Linked DNA regions of Mus musculus: region 2 is linked to region 1. A link is a contact called in ENCODE Hi-C or POLR2A ChIA-PET data. All regions are on one chromosome and are shown on one strand. The core of a region is the stretch at or near the end of the contact, and the rest is flanking DNA. Distances in the headings are between cores, read along the strand shown.

Region 1 (6,075 bases), core at 1,024-3,523:
AACCCATACTGTTTCTTTTCACTTTCTAATCTTGACAAATATTTCTGTAGGTTTAAAATTTTTGATCTAAATAAATTTTCGCTTAATATATTAAATCCAAAAGCTTTGTCGTTTTTAAAGATTTGTGTGCATGTGTTAAATTCAGGAGCATACCATGATACACTTTCGAAAGCCAAAGGACAACTTTTTGAGGGCTAATTGTCTTGTGGCTTGACTTTGAGGCTTAGCCTCTCAGCCTCCAGCTGTAGGCATGCTGAAGTTCCAGCTGCTAGCCACAGTGCCTAGGTTTTCACATGGTTTTCAGTGAGCAAACTCAGGGAGTGAGGAGTTTTTGGCAAGGACCTTTACCTGCTAATCCAAAACCTTGGCCCCAGCCTTGTGGTTGTGTTTTTCATTCTTAGTATTGGGAGCTGGAGGGTGGGGGAGGATGGGAATTAGCAGGTGTGAGGTCAAAGGACAAAGTGTGGAGTTACTTATCTTTTACCTTCATTCTAAGGGTCAAACTCCGATTGTCAAACTTGTACAGCAGGCACTTTAACCTGCTGAGACGTGATTCCAGCCAGTGGTTTGGTTTTTTAAGCTTTCCTACCTTGGAATGAAAGTGAGGACATGACCACTTTTTGGTATGGTTGAGAAGAGAGGTTTTACTGTAGATATGAGGGAGAGAACAGCCAGTGGCAACTGGAAGAGTCAGACTGAACAGGGTCGTGGCGGGTGGGGAATAAGGGTGGGGTGGGGTGGGGTGGGGTAGGGTGGGGGGGTTGGAGATAAAGAGACCTGACAAGAGAAACCAGATTAGGAGAACACTCAGTGGAAATGAAGTCATAGAGGTTAGAGGTTAGATAGGTTTACTGTAGCGGGTGGGGTGAGAAGTGCTGGGGAGGCCACTTACTTGTCTAGGGTTTCTTTGGGACCTGACATACATCAGAAGTCTGGGAAGGAAAAAAAAAAATGAAAAAAATTTTTTTGTTTTGTTTGTTTTCGAGACAGGGTTTCTCTGTGTATCCCTGGCTGTCCTGGAACTCACTTTGTAGACCAAGCTGGCCTCAAACTCAGAAATCTGTCTGCCTCTGCCTCTCAAGTGCTGGGATTAAAGGTGTGCGCCACCACGACCGGCTGAAAATCTGTATGTAGATTTAGATTTTGCTTTCTGGTATGTCAGTTTTGAGTCTCCCAGAAACAGAGGCCAGTCTCAAAAACCCAACACCTCTCATCTTACAGCAGTGGCTTATCAACCTTCCTAATACTGTGACTCTTTAATACCATTCCTCATGTTGTGGTAACCCCCAACCAGAAAATTAGTTCATGGCTACTTCATAACTGTATTTTTGCTACTGTTATAAATAATGTAAATATCTGATATTCGACCCCTATGAAAGAGTCGACGCCCAAAGGGTTCATAAACCACAGGTTGAGGCCACTATTCTTAATTTAAAACTTAAAGGGAATCAGAGATAGCTTATTCTGGACCCATTTTTGAATGATGATGGCACCAAAACACAAATTTAGGTTACCTCAAATTCCATGTCCCAACATGGAACCAGTATCACGAGGTTTTTAGTTTTACAGAACAGAGAACGCTATAAATCAAGGCAAAGTTTAAAACACACTGGTGGATGGATACATTGGAGGGTACATCAAGATAGAGGAAGCTTTTCTATACATCTAAGACATTATCCGATGACATTCTTAGCTTTTGGATTGGCAGAGGCTAGTTGCCTGTTAATAGACCTAAAAGGTTTTTAATCTTATTGCCACAAGATATTAGTTTTGACACAGAGGTGGCTATTCTGGAGGGCTAGCACTAGCCCAAGATAAGGTAATTAGCCCCTGGACCTGCAACATTCCAATCTTTCCACAGTACTGAAATTCCAACTTATACAACTCAGTCTCTGCAGACATATGCTTTTAAAAGTTTTCATTCGCAAGACCTTTAGAAAGACTTCCCTTTTCCCTCATCTCTTTACCCTCGATTTTAACAGGACTACTGACAGCCAGCTTGGAGCCTGTCTACAAAAACCTCTAAACACAGAGAATCCAAACTCCGCTTTCAGTCCCTGGGTTGCGGTGAGCATCACCGGCCAGGGGGTTTCCTTTGGGTCTTTTGGACTCAGGAAGCAGGGAAACCTTCCCGCGCTCCACCCAGAGGGAAACAGCCCAGGCTCCCGGAGCCACGCGGCCCTGCCTGCAGTTTCGTGGGCGGCCGGCTGGAGGCGCAGTGCAAGCTGGGCGGGGCGGGCGGAAATAACGGGCGGCCAGGTCGGCCTCCCCGCTTCCTTTTCCGGTGCCAGGAGGAGCCGTGTCGCTGTCGTCTCGGTCCATCAGGCCTTCAGCGGGTCTCCATTGCCCGTCTCTCTGGACTCACCGCCGCCACTGTGCCGCGCCTAGGACTCGGATCCTGCCGGGTGAGTCCGCTTGGGCGCCTGCGGCGGGGCGCGAGGCTGGCGGGAGACGATGCGAAGACGCGGGGTCCCGGGGGGCCTGGCGGCTCTAGAGCTTTCGATGGGGAGGGTCCCCCGGGAACCAGGCGACCGAGGGATCTAATGTCGCGCCCGTCGGGTTCCGGGGCGCCCACGTCATGCCAGGCTTGGGCGGGGGCGGGCGGGGGGTGAGGGGTTAGGCGGGAGCGGGCGACCCTCCCCCACATCCGCCTGCGTGACCGGCTGGGGGCTGGTTCGCTCCGGTTGATCCCGGATTCCCTTTGTTCCCTTAACCCTAAAGGGCAGCTTGTTTGTCCCCCACACCCCCCCCCCGTCCCCTTGCCCCTCCACCGGTATCCCAGCCACTAATTTCTAATAAAAACGACAGTGGAGGAGACCCGAATCCTTACAGCAAGGTCTGGCGCCTGATAATTCTGTGTGACAAGCTTCTCGCTGATCGTAATTACCCATTCTTTAAATGACTACGGGGGACAGAAGGTGCCATGGGCTGAGTGAGTGACGTTCTCCTTTGAGCTAGCTAGAACGCTTGAACCATTTTTTTTCCTCCCTGCCATGAAAACTGAAAGTAATGTTTTCACGAATCCTAAAGTTGAAGTATCTAAACCAGACCCCACCGTAGATGTGTAACAGCCTACTACAGAAACACACACGTGTTGCCCCCTCCCCCATGTGCGAAAGGCCTGTTTGGAGGCCAAACCCTCAGAAGCTGGAGTCGCCCTCGGAAGTCTTTGTTAGTGGCGCTCCTTGGGTGGGGAGGAGGGCAGTTTTTAGTCGTGGAGTATTGGAGCCACTCTCTAGAACACTTCCCTTCAAAAACTTTTTCCTGCAGCTGCCGAGGTTGGAATGTTCTTTTTGATTACAGAAGGAATCGGTGTCATCTTCATTCTCCCTACAGAGGTTGAGCGTTGGGCTCAGGAACCTTAGGAATTCAGCAATCTTGAGATTCTGTGACTGTTAACTATAGAGGAGCCCTAGACTCGGGGACTGTTAATTAGTAATATTTGCACAGGGTGAGCCTGTAGATAAGTGCTAGCCCGGCTTGCTACAAGGTCCTAAATTCAAGTCCCAAAACTTTAGGGAAGGAAAGAAAAAAATTCAGCAGTTGTAACTATTCAGACTATAGCGGGGAGTGGGTGGAAAATGAAATGGATAAATAATGTCGGGTCAGCTTTTGCCACCAAATAAGTTTGTGCAGTACTTAGGAAATTGCTTTTTTTTTTTTAGTTGCTCTCTGCTTTGAAAATAGACAAAGGTTTGTGGCCATATTGTATCGGTTGTAAAAGCTAACATTTGTTGAGTTTTTTGCTCAGTGCCAGGCAGTGACTTAAGAGATTTATTTACAGATTAGTATAATAAGCCTCAGCAAATCTCTGGAAAATACCCATTTACTGCCATGTATGGGACTCAGAGAACTGGATTTGACCATAGGCCAGGCAGGCAGTCTACTCTGGTGGCTTTTTTGTTCTGTGTTTAAGTGAGAAGGAGAAGATGGGGCTGCAGTGTGGAGAGAGATGGCTCAGGTTGAACACATGCACTATTCTCGCAGGGGACTGGAGTTCTGTCCCAGCATTCACAGCCACGTATAACTCCAGGACATTAAGCACTTCTAGCCTTCTGGGGAACCTCCATGGAAGTGAACAACCCCGTGTATAGTTTTTAAAATGTTAAGAATGGCAGGAAGAGAGAATTGGACATTTGTTGCTATTTTCCAGTTTTAGTCACTGGGTCAGATGAAGTCCTGTTTAGTTCCTGTATAGCATGACAGCCCATTCTAACTTCATGAAGAAACTGAGGTTGACTCAGTCAAGTAAGCTGTAAAGCTATTTAGCACTCTTGTCCAAAACCCTCTGCTAAAACGTCTTACTGCTTTCTGGTATTCCAGCCAATTTGAACTGCATCTGCTTTCCCCCAGACTGGTCTTCCTCTGGTTTTATACAAACTGTTCTTACCCCGGAGCCTGTCTTTAACCTAATACTCTAGCTTTTATTCCAGACTGCAGAGATACCACTTCTCAGGAATGTCTATGCCATGCCACTAATTACTCTAAAGCTTGGGTTCCAATTAATAGGAATACATTATAAGAGCTCCTACTATGATGTTCAAAACATTCCAAGCTTTTTTACTTACCCAGTTATAAAATGGAATATAATCTGATAAATTACCCAGTACTGATCCAGAATCTGCTTTCAATATAATATATACTAATGTAATGCCCAAAATTAACCTGTAAGCCTCACCCTTCCAAGAACCAGGTAACTTCCAGAATGCTAAGAGTTGTAGTTCTTGGAAAACAATAAAATCTTGTGGGAAAGTATGGGGGCCAGTGAGTTTTGTCCAGAAAAGCCCCTCCAACATGTGTTTCCAGGCCACCCAGCTGGAGGTGCCAGTTAGTGGTCCTGGCCAAAGTCCATCTCTTGGTCAGTATTTAATATCTAATAAAGCTTCCTTCAAATTTGGCCCAAAATGGTGGAATTGGTTTTTCTCTGGTAAATCTCAGAATTAACACTGTCACACTCACCCATACAAAAATCATAGAAGTCCTGATTTTCCTTGATTTCTCTGAATTTATTTATCCATATGGTCTCACTGCCTGTGTCTTTAGATTCTTGAACTTCAGCTGGTGGTGGGGTATCGAGGAGGCACGGCTTTTACAAGATTGTTAAGAGCCTTGCTTTTGTCCAGAAGGTTTAATGTTCGTGTTTAAATATGGGGTCTTATATTATTTGGTCTCCAGTCAAAGTTTGGTGGCCTTTCCCTCTAACGCACTGCTTGCCAGTTGTCATAATAACTCAATGGACGTTTCCCCTCCTTACACTCGGAATGAGGATGATTTCCGTAAAGACCATGAAATCTGCTGACAGGTATTTTTCTCTTCTAGTGACTAGTTTTTAAATAGTAACGGAAAGTTGTTTAAAGTTTGTAATTGTGCAAAAAGAAAAAAGGTGTGTGTGTGTGTGTGTGTGTGTGTGTGTGTGTGTGTGTGTGTGTGTGCTTGAGTCTTAAGTTGTGTAACATACAGGATAGCCTCAAGTTCTCAGCCCTGCCTCAGGACCAAGGCCTCCAGAAGATTATAGAGGTACACCGTCTCACCCAGCATTAAAAGTACTCTTGACCAAGAGTTACGCACCTTGTCGTAGTGCCGTTGGGTGTTTTATATGGCTTTTGAGAAAATCTAGGTATTGTAGCATTCTGCAGCCTAGCTCAAGCCTCATCATGATGATAGCTAACATCAGTATTGCTTACTGCTCTAGAGGATAGGACCTGGGAGAATGGAGCCTCTTAATAAATGAGCTGAACTAAAGTCTTATGTAATAACCCACTTTATTCAGAGCATCAGACAATGTATGCTCTTGAGGGTTAAGGGGAGTCACATGAATAAAATGTACAATCGTAAGGGCAAGTCTGTTCTCAGCAAAAATGTTTTTCCATAGAGGCTTATAAACAAATAACAGTGGCCAGGTGTAATGAATAATATGAAGTAAAATCATCCCTGCCAGGCGTGGTGGCGCACGCCTTTAATCCCAGCACTCTGGAGGCAGAGGCAGTCAGATTTCTGAGTTCGAGGCCAGCCTGGTCTACAGAGTGAGTTCCAGGACAGCCAGGGCTACACAGAGAAACCCTTCTGGGGGGGAAA
Region 2 (6,075 bases), core at 1,231-3,730, 76 kb after region 1:
ACCGTCAAGGTCAGGCTTGCCCCTTATTTCAAACAGCACAGTCATTGGTATATAGACATTCTATGAGACTGTCTTGTACACTTATTTTGAAAGAGTTTATAGAGGCTTTGGGCTGGGTTCTAAAGAGTCATTTACTGCTCCTATACAGGTTGTAAACTCCAGACACTCCTTGATATACCAATACCCTTTCACTAGCTTTACTTGGCAGGAAATTGGCATAGAAGTGTTCTCTCCGATGGGCAGTGAAGACCTAAGTTCGACCTCATGATTCAGTTCAGCATAAGTAAGTCTTCTATGTAACAAAGACACAACCATTATCGATCCCTAAAAATGACCAAAGATTATGCACAGGGCAAGAATGTGACTCATCCCATATCTCCATGGCAACCATTTCAGCTGTCCACTTCTAGGTAACTGTAAAAGAGCGTCCTCATGACTCACGGTCTTAAGACTTTAAGTGTTTTCCTAAGAGACTAAAGGCATTCCTCTCTGCCCATCCTATTTCATGCCCACATGCTAATCATCTACAGATGACTCATTCAAACAAGCTTGTTGCCAGGCTACCTGTGTAGAGGAGAGTTCATGGCCTGCGAATTCTTCTCCAGCCACACAGTGACTTCCGTGTGTGTAAGCTTGGAGGGGCAGCAATGAGTGCATCACCAGCCACAGGCTCTGCCGAGCTTGTAAGTCTATCCTAGAGACTAGAGCAGGCCTCCTGAGTGCCCCTGGAATGAGAGTTTGCGTGCACATTTCCCTCTGGTTGTGCAAAACTGGCCGGGACTCTTTATTAACACACTAATAATTGATTACTTTAGAGACTACAGGAAATCTGGAGAGCCAGGTGACAAGTGACAGCTGGAGTGCTCCGTGGCTTACATAAGCCAATGGTCACAGTGATTGTTTGGGGTTTTTCATTTTTGTTTTTGAAACAAGGCCTGACTGTACATCCCTGGTGGCCTCAAATCGCCATACAGACCAGGCTGGCCTTAAACTTGAAGGGATCTGCCTGTTTTTGCATCCCAAGAGCATGCAGATCCCAAGAGATTAAAGACATGAGCCACCACACCTACTACCTACAGTGATTTTTTAAAAAAATACATATATTTATTTCTAAAATTTTATTTACATGTTTTAATATTTTACACTTGATCTTAGCCAAAAGGCCGAGAAGCGATGTTTTAATATTTTAAAATGCATTTATATTTGCACATATGCATGTGAGCATGTGTATGTGGCTTAAATGACAACATTCAAGAGTTGGTTCTCTTCTTTCCTCTTGAGTTACAGGGATCAAAGTTAGGCGTCGGGCTTTGTAGCAAGCACCCTTACGGGATTATGCTTGACTCTCTATACCCATATTTTCTCATGTCTAAAATGGGATTTGTAAGCAAGGGCACAGCGACATCACTGAATGAGTAGAAAGATAAGTTTATTGGGGCTCAAACCACCAAGGCAATAAACATTCCCCTGCCCCGGGTGTGGGGAGAAGTCAGCAGAATGGGGGGCTTTGAGCTGTTACAGGCTGTTGGGATTGACCGGGAAGCAGGTGCCCTTGCCTGAGGTAGTTGACATTGGGGGCAGACTAAGGGAGATCCCTGGTCAACAGAAACCACCTATAAGCTTCTGTTTGTGCAGCCAGAGTCCCTCTGTTTAGGACCAGCACTGGCATTCTGGGGGGCTGCTTTGGACCTAATAGGATTAAAATAATGCCAACTCCATAAATGTATGTAAAGCCCTAGGCATAGAGTGGGGTGCATAAGTGTTTGGTAGATATTAGCTGATGTATCTGAAGCTGGGGAAAAATTATCTTGAATATCCTTAACCACATCACTCAAGTTTTTAATCTATATAAATGGTTCCAAACTGGTTATCAGCCTCTTGCAAAAGCGGCTGTTCCTTGTAACTATTTTCATATAGACAGAGCTACACCCTGTCCTCTTGATTTAACTGCCCCTTGCCCGTGCTGTAACTCTCCTCCAATCTTTGAGAAAACATCTTCCTAGGAATCAATTCACACATTCATACTACTTCATTCATTAATTCATTCGTCCACATTCATTCATTCACTCATCAATCAATCAACCAACAAATACCTACCGAGAACCTACTATGTACCACATTGGGTTTACCCAGCCCAGCAAAATCCAGAGCAGGAGTGAATGCAAACAGGGGCACCTCTTACATCTCAGATTTGTCAGGGACACCTGCTCCTCCCTTCCCTCACACTCAAAGTCACTGCCATTTCTGCGGAAGGCTTCAGGTGAAGGAATTAGGGGCAGGATGAGACCCTGACAGGCAGCTTCAGACAAGGGAATTGGGTGAGTCTGAGAGTCTGGGTGCGGTCGGCTAGGGCCCACTGCGGGGCACAGGTGAGGGGCACAGGCTGGCGGGCGTGTCCCAGTCCACTGTGGGGAAGCTCCGTGGTCCGTGGGGCGCGGTCCAGCCAGGCGCCTGCAGGGCGAGGGATGCTGCCCCGCCCTGGGAGGGCGGGCCCGGGGAAAAGAGTACTAGAAGCGGCCGAGCCACCGCCCAGCTCTGACAGCTAGCGGAGCGGCGGGTGGAGCACTAATCAGGTGAGCGGCACAGAGAGCACTACCCAGGTGAGCGGCGCGGGGCGCGGGGACCGGTGCTGCTCAGTGCACCAAGAAAGGGCTGGGCTCCCGGGAGATGGACGGAGGTGACCTTCAGGGTCCCAGGCGCTGGTCTACCGCCTTGGCTCTCCTGCGGGTAACTCTCGGAGAAAGTTATTCACGACCTACATACTAAGTCTCTTTGGGATGGCGGGATGCCAGCGGGCCCTGGGCACTCCTTCGAAGCCCTGCGTTAGAGTGAGCCACAACCTACGGAGATCCACCTTGTAGCTGGCCCCTAGCTTGGCCATAGGGATCAGGTGCCTCTTCTGGCACGTTGGGGGTGGGGGTGGGAGTTTGGAGACTCAAAAGACATCGCCCAGGATTCCTGACTCCTGGAGGAATTCCAGCAGGCTCCTTTGGTGCACGTGGAAGCCTTCCACTAGAGATCTTGCTGTGTGGTGCCAGTGAGTTCCACCAGGTTCAGCGGAGGTAGGGGCTATAGCCACCCGCTGCGTGCTTGACCGCACAGGACAGTGCTGCCCAAGCCCTAGTGCGCATGTGTCGGGATGAAGAACTACTGTAACCTCTAACATTTTTTTGTAAGCCAAGTGACTCATTCGTGACCAGTGTGGTTATTTGTGCAATAACCTCTAGATCTGGGTGGAGGAAGTCTTGGGTGTGGCCGTGTTGGTCTCAGAGTGCAGACCCTTAGCGAGAGGCTTTCAAAGGTTGCATTTATGCTGAATTATGTTACTCAAGCACTATTGCAGGGAATCGAGGATGGGACGGGAATGGGTGGGGAGGGGGAGTTGAGACTGAGGCTTAGGATTCCGGCTAACCCTAGCAGGGAAGCAAGTGATTCCTATTTGAAGAAATTGGAATATTTATAAAGCGACCCCCGGGGAGTAGGGTTTCTGGATAATGAGAACATTTGGACTTAGTGACCCGGCTAATTCTGAGGAAAAGAACAGAAACCAGTGTGTAAAAACTATCACTTTCTGAAATTCCAAGATGTTTGCTTCAAGTTTATAGTTCCGTATTTTTATTTATTTACCTTTGGGGGCAGGGGAAGTATCTTAGTTAGGGTTTTATTGCTGTGAACAGACACCATGACCAAGGCAGCTCTTATAAAGGTCAACATTTAATTGTGGTGGGGGTGGCTCACAGGTTCAGAGCTTCAGTCAATAATCCTCAAGGCAAGAGCATAGCAGCGTCCAGGCAGGCATGGTGCAGGAGGAGCTGAGAGTTCTACATCTTCATCTGAAGGCTGCTAGTGGAAGACTGGCTTCCAGGCAGCTAGGATGAGGGTCTTAAAGCCCACACCCACAGTGACACACCTACTCCAACAGGGCCACACCTTCAGTTAGTGCCACTCCCTGGCCGAGCATATACAAACCATCCCAGGGAGACAGGCTGCCACTGCAGCCTAGGCAGGACTGGAACTTACTATGTAGCCCAGGCTGGCTTTCAATATTCAATCCTGTCTCAGTCTCCCAAGTGCAGGGGCTAACAGTGTAAACTACCACCCCCAACTGTTTCCATAAAACTTGAAGTTTAATAACAAAAGCCTTGCTTGTCTGCAACAACAGTCTTTGGTGGTGGTGGGGGGGGGAGGCAGTGCCCATCTGAAAGAATGCTAGTTTTTTTGTTCAGACAGGGCTGGTTTAGAACTTGTGATTTTCCAGGCCAGTACAACCACACCTAGTAATTGTCTCCTTCTTGGTCACTGATCATTTTTGCTTTGTTTTGCTTGTTTCTTGAGATAGGGTCTTACAATATAACCTTGGTTGGCCTCATACTCAGTACAGAGTTCAGGCTGGCCTTGAACCTATGCTACTCTTTCTCCCATGGTTTCCCGAGGACTGGGATTACAGATGTGGACCAGCCATCTTTACCCTAGCCTTTTCCCCTGAGATAGTCATAGTTATCTGTGATGGAGACTAGCCTCCTAAATTCAGAATGTTTAGGAGTTTGGTTTAAAATCTGCACTTACTCCATCTTCTGGGGAGGACATGGATGAGGTCTTTCAGGCTTAAGCTAAGAAGTATTTAATGGATGGCTCACTAAATTGTACACAAAGCAGAAGAGGTAGAGAATTGCTTGAGGGTTGACTGGAAAAATTGATCATTTTTCCGTAGAATGAGTCTATTCAAGGGTTCTCAATCAATGAGATAGTTCACTGGATCAAAAGCATTTGTTCATCATTTTTCGAGATGGGGTCTCACAGGCAGCCCTGGCTGGAACTCCATACATCAGGCAGGCCTGGGTCTATGACACCCTCCTGCCTCTGCATCCTGAATATGCTCAGATGCTTTCCAAAGAACTGTTCCTTAGGTGGGTGTGGGCGTAAGTGCCTGTCATTCCAACATTCAGGAGGCAGAACCCAGAGTACCTCAGGTACAAGGCCAGCATAGGCTACATTTAGAATTCTAAGCCAAACTGGGCCAAAGAATAAGACCTGTCTTAAAATATATAAGCGAACTTCTTACTTCCTGCCAGTGAGCTCAAGTGTCCTAGGTGAGTCTTATTTATGATTCAGATGCCTATTTGCCTAGCTCTCTCAATAGCCAAAGACTAAATCTTCACTGCAATAGACACATAAACATTCACAGTACACACACCTCAATTAAAAAAAAATCTATGTTTAATAAGTAAATACAATAAAAAAACAACAGCTAAAAACAATGAATACTTTTTTTTGGAAAACCACAATTTATTGGTTAAAATGTGGTTTTTCTTAACAATGTGACTGTGCACAAAAGCATTCTGTACTCAGCAGCCTGTGTGTTGAATGATTCACCGAGTTAGTGTTCTGGCCAAAGCTCTATTTTATTTTTAAATCTGTTTACTATTTCAGCATGCTATGTAGTTCTGGATGAACAAGCCAGAGAATTTTTCAGGGAAGTAACTAAAAATTTCAAAGGAGTCTATTTTAAAACATCAAAAACGTACACTTTTAAACTAGTATAGGACAAACCTGAATTAGGAGTCAGGAAACTTTGGAACCTTGTCCCCAAGATGCCAGTGAGATGGCTTCTGGCCACCGAATCAGCTCTCAGATCCCTCACTTCACAGTGGGATGTTTTCTCCAGCCAGTGTCACCAGATTGCTAACAAAATCAAAAACAGCTCCGTGGAAGTTCTTTGGGAACTGGAAATCACTCTACAAGTGCTAGGAGGGTGTCACTATCGCGACATCCTGTGGAATGTGTCACATAGCTGTCCAAAGTGTCATCCAAGGCCCACGTGCGTCACAGTGAAGTCTGCTGCCTCTAGGGTTTCATTGGGTCACATTGGAAAATGGGCCAGTCTTTTAAAACTGTAGCATACTTAGGAGGGAAAGGGATGTCTTTAGGGAGCAGCGTTCGTTGGTTAGTTTTTGGAGACAGTCTTGCTATGTAGCATAGGTTAATGGTAAACTCAATCCTCCTGCCTCAGCCTTTTGAGTGCTAGGATTAGAGGTGTGCAGCACCACTCCCAGCAACAGATTGCTCTTGTTTTTG

The links. Hi-C counts contacts between places; a loop is a spot of excess contacts on that map. ChIA-PET counts read pairs that join two places held with the same protein, here RNA polymerase II (POLR2A).
Region 2: POLR2A ChIA-PET joins it to region 1 with 15 read pairs in Patski. The contact joins the promoter of Lgals3 here to the promoter of Mapk1ip1l in region 1. A Hi-C loop is called at or near these places in 1 of 37 maps with a recorded cell type or tissue (heart). POLR2A ChIA-PET finds 5 or more read pairs at or near these places in 2 of 5 experiments (Patski and embryonic stem cell).

The regions. Positions count from the first base shown.
Region 1 is chr14:47,296,001-47,302,075 of GRCm38, forward strand. Mapk1ip1l (mitogen-activated protein kinase 1 interacting protein 1-like) reads left to right here and starts at 2,274. Exons shown (of 4, transcript NM_178684.6): 1 at 2,274-2,405. It overlaps Gm35078, which reads left to right and starts at 542. Exons shown (of 2, transcript XM_006519856.4): 1 at 542-623; 2 at 1,983-2,405. The coding sequence starts at 610. The coding sequence ends at 2,388. Socs4 (suppressor of cytokine signaling 4) reads left to right here. Exons shown (of 2, transcript NM_080843.3): 2 at 1-102.
Region 2 is chr14:47,371,380-47,377,454 of GRCm38, forward strand. Lgals3 (lectin, galactose binding, soluble 3) reads left to right here and starts at 2,481. Exons shown (of 6, transcript NM_010705.3): 1 at 2,481-2,573. It also overlaps the pseudogene Gm52166.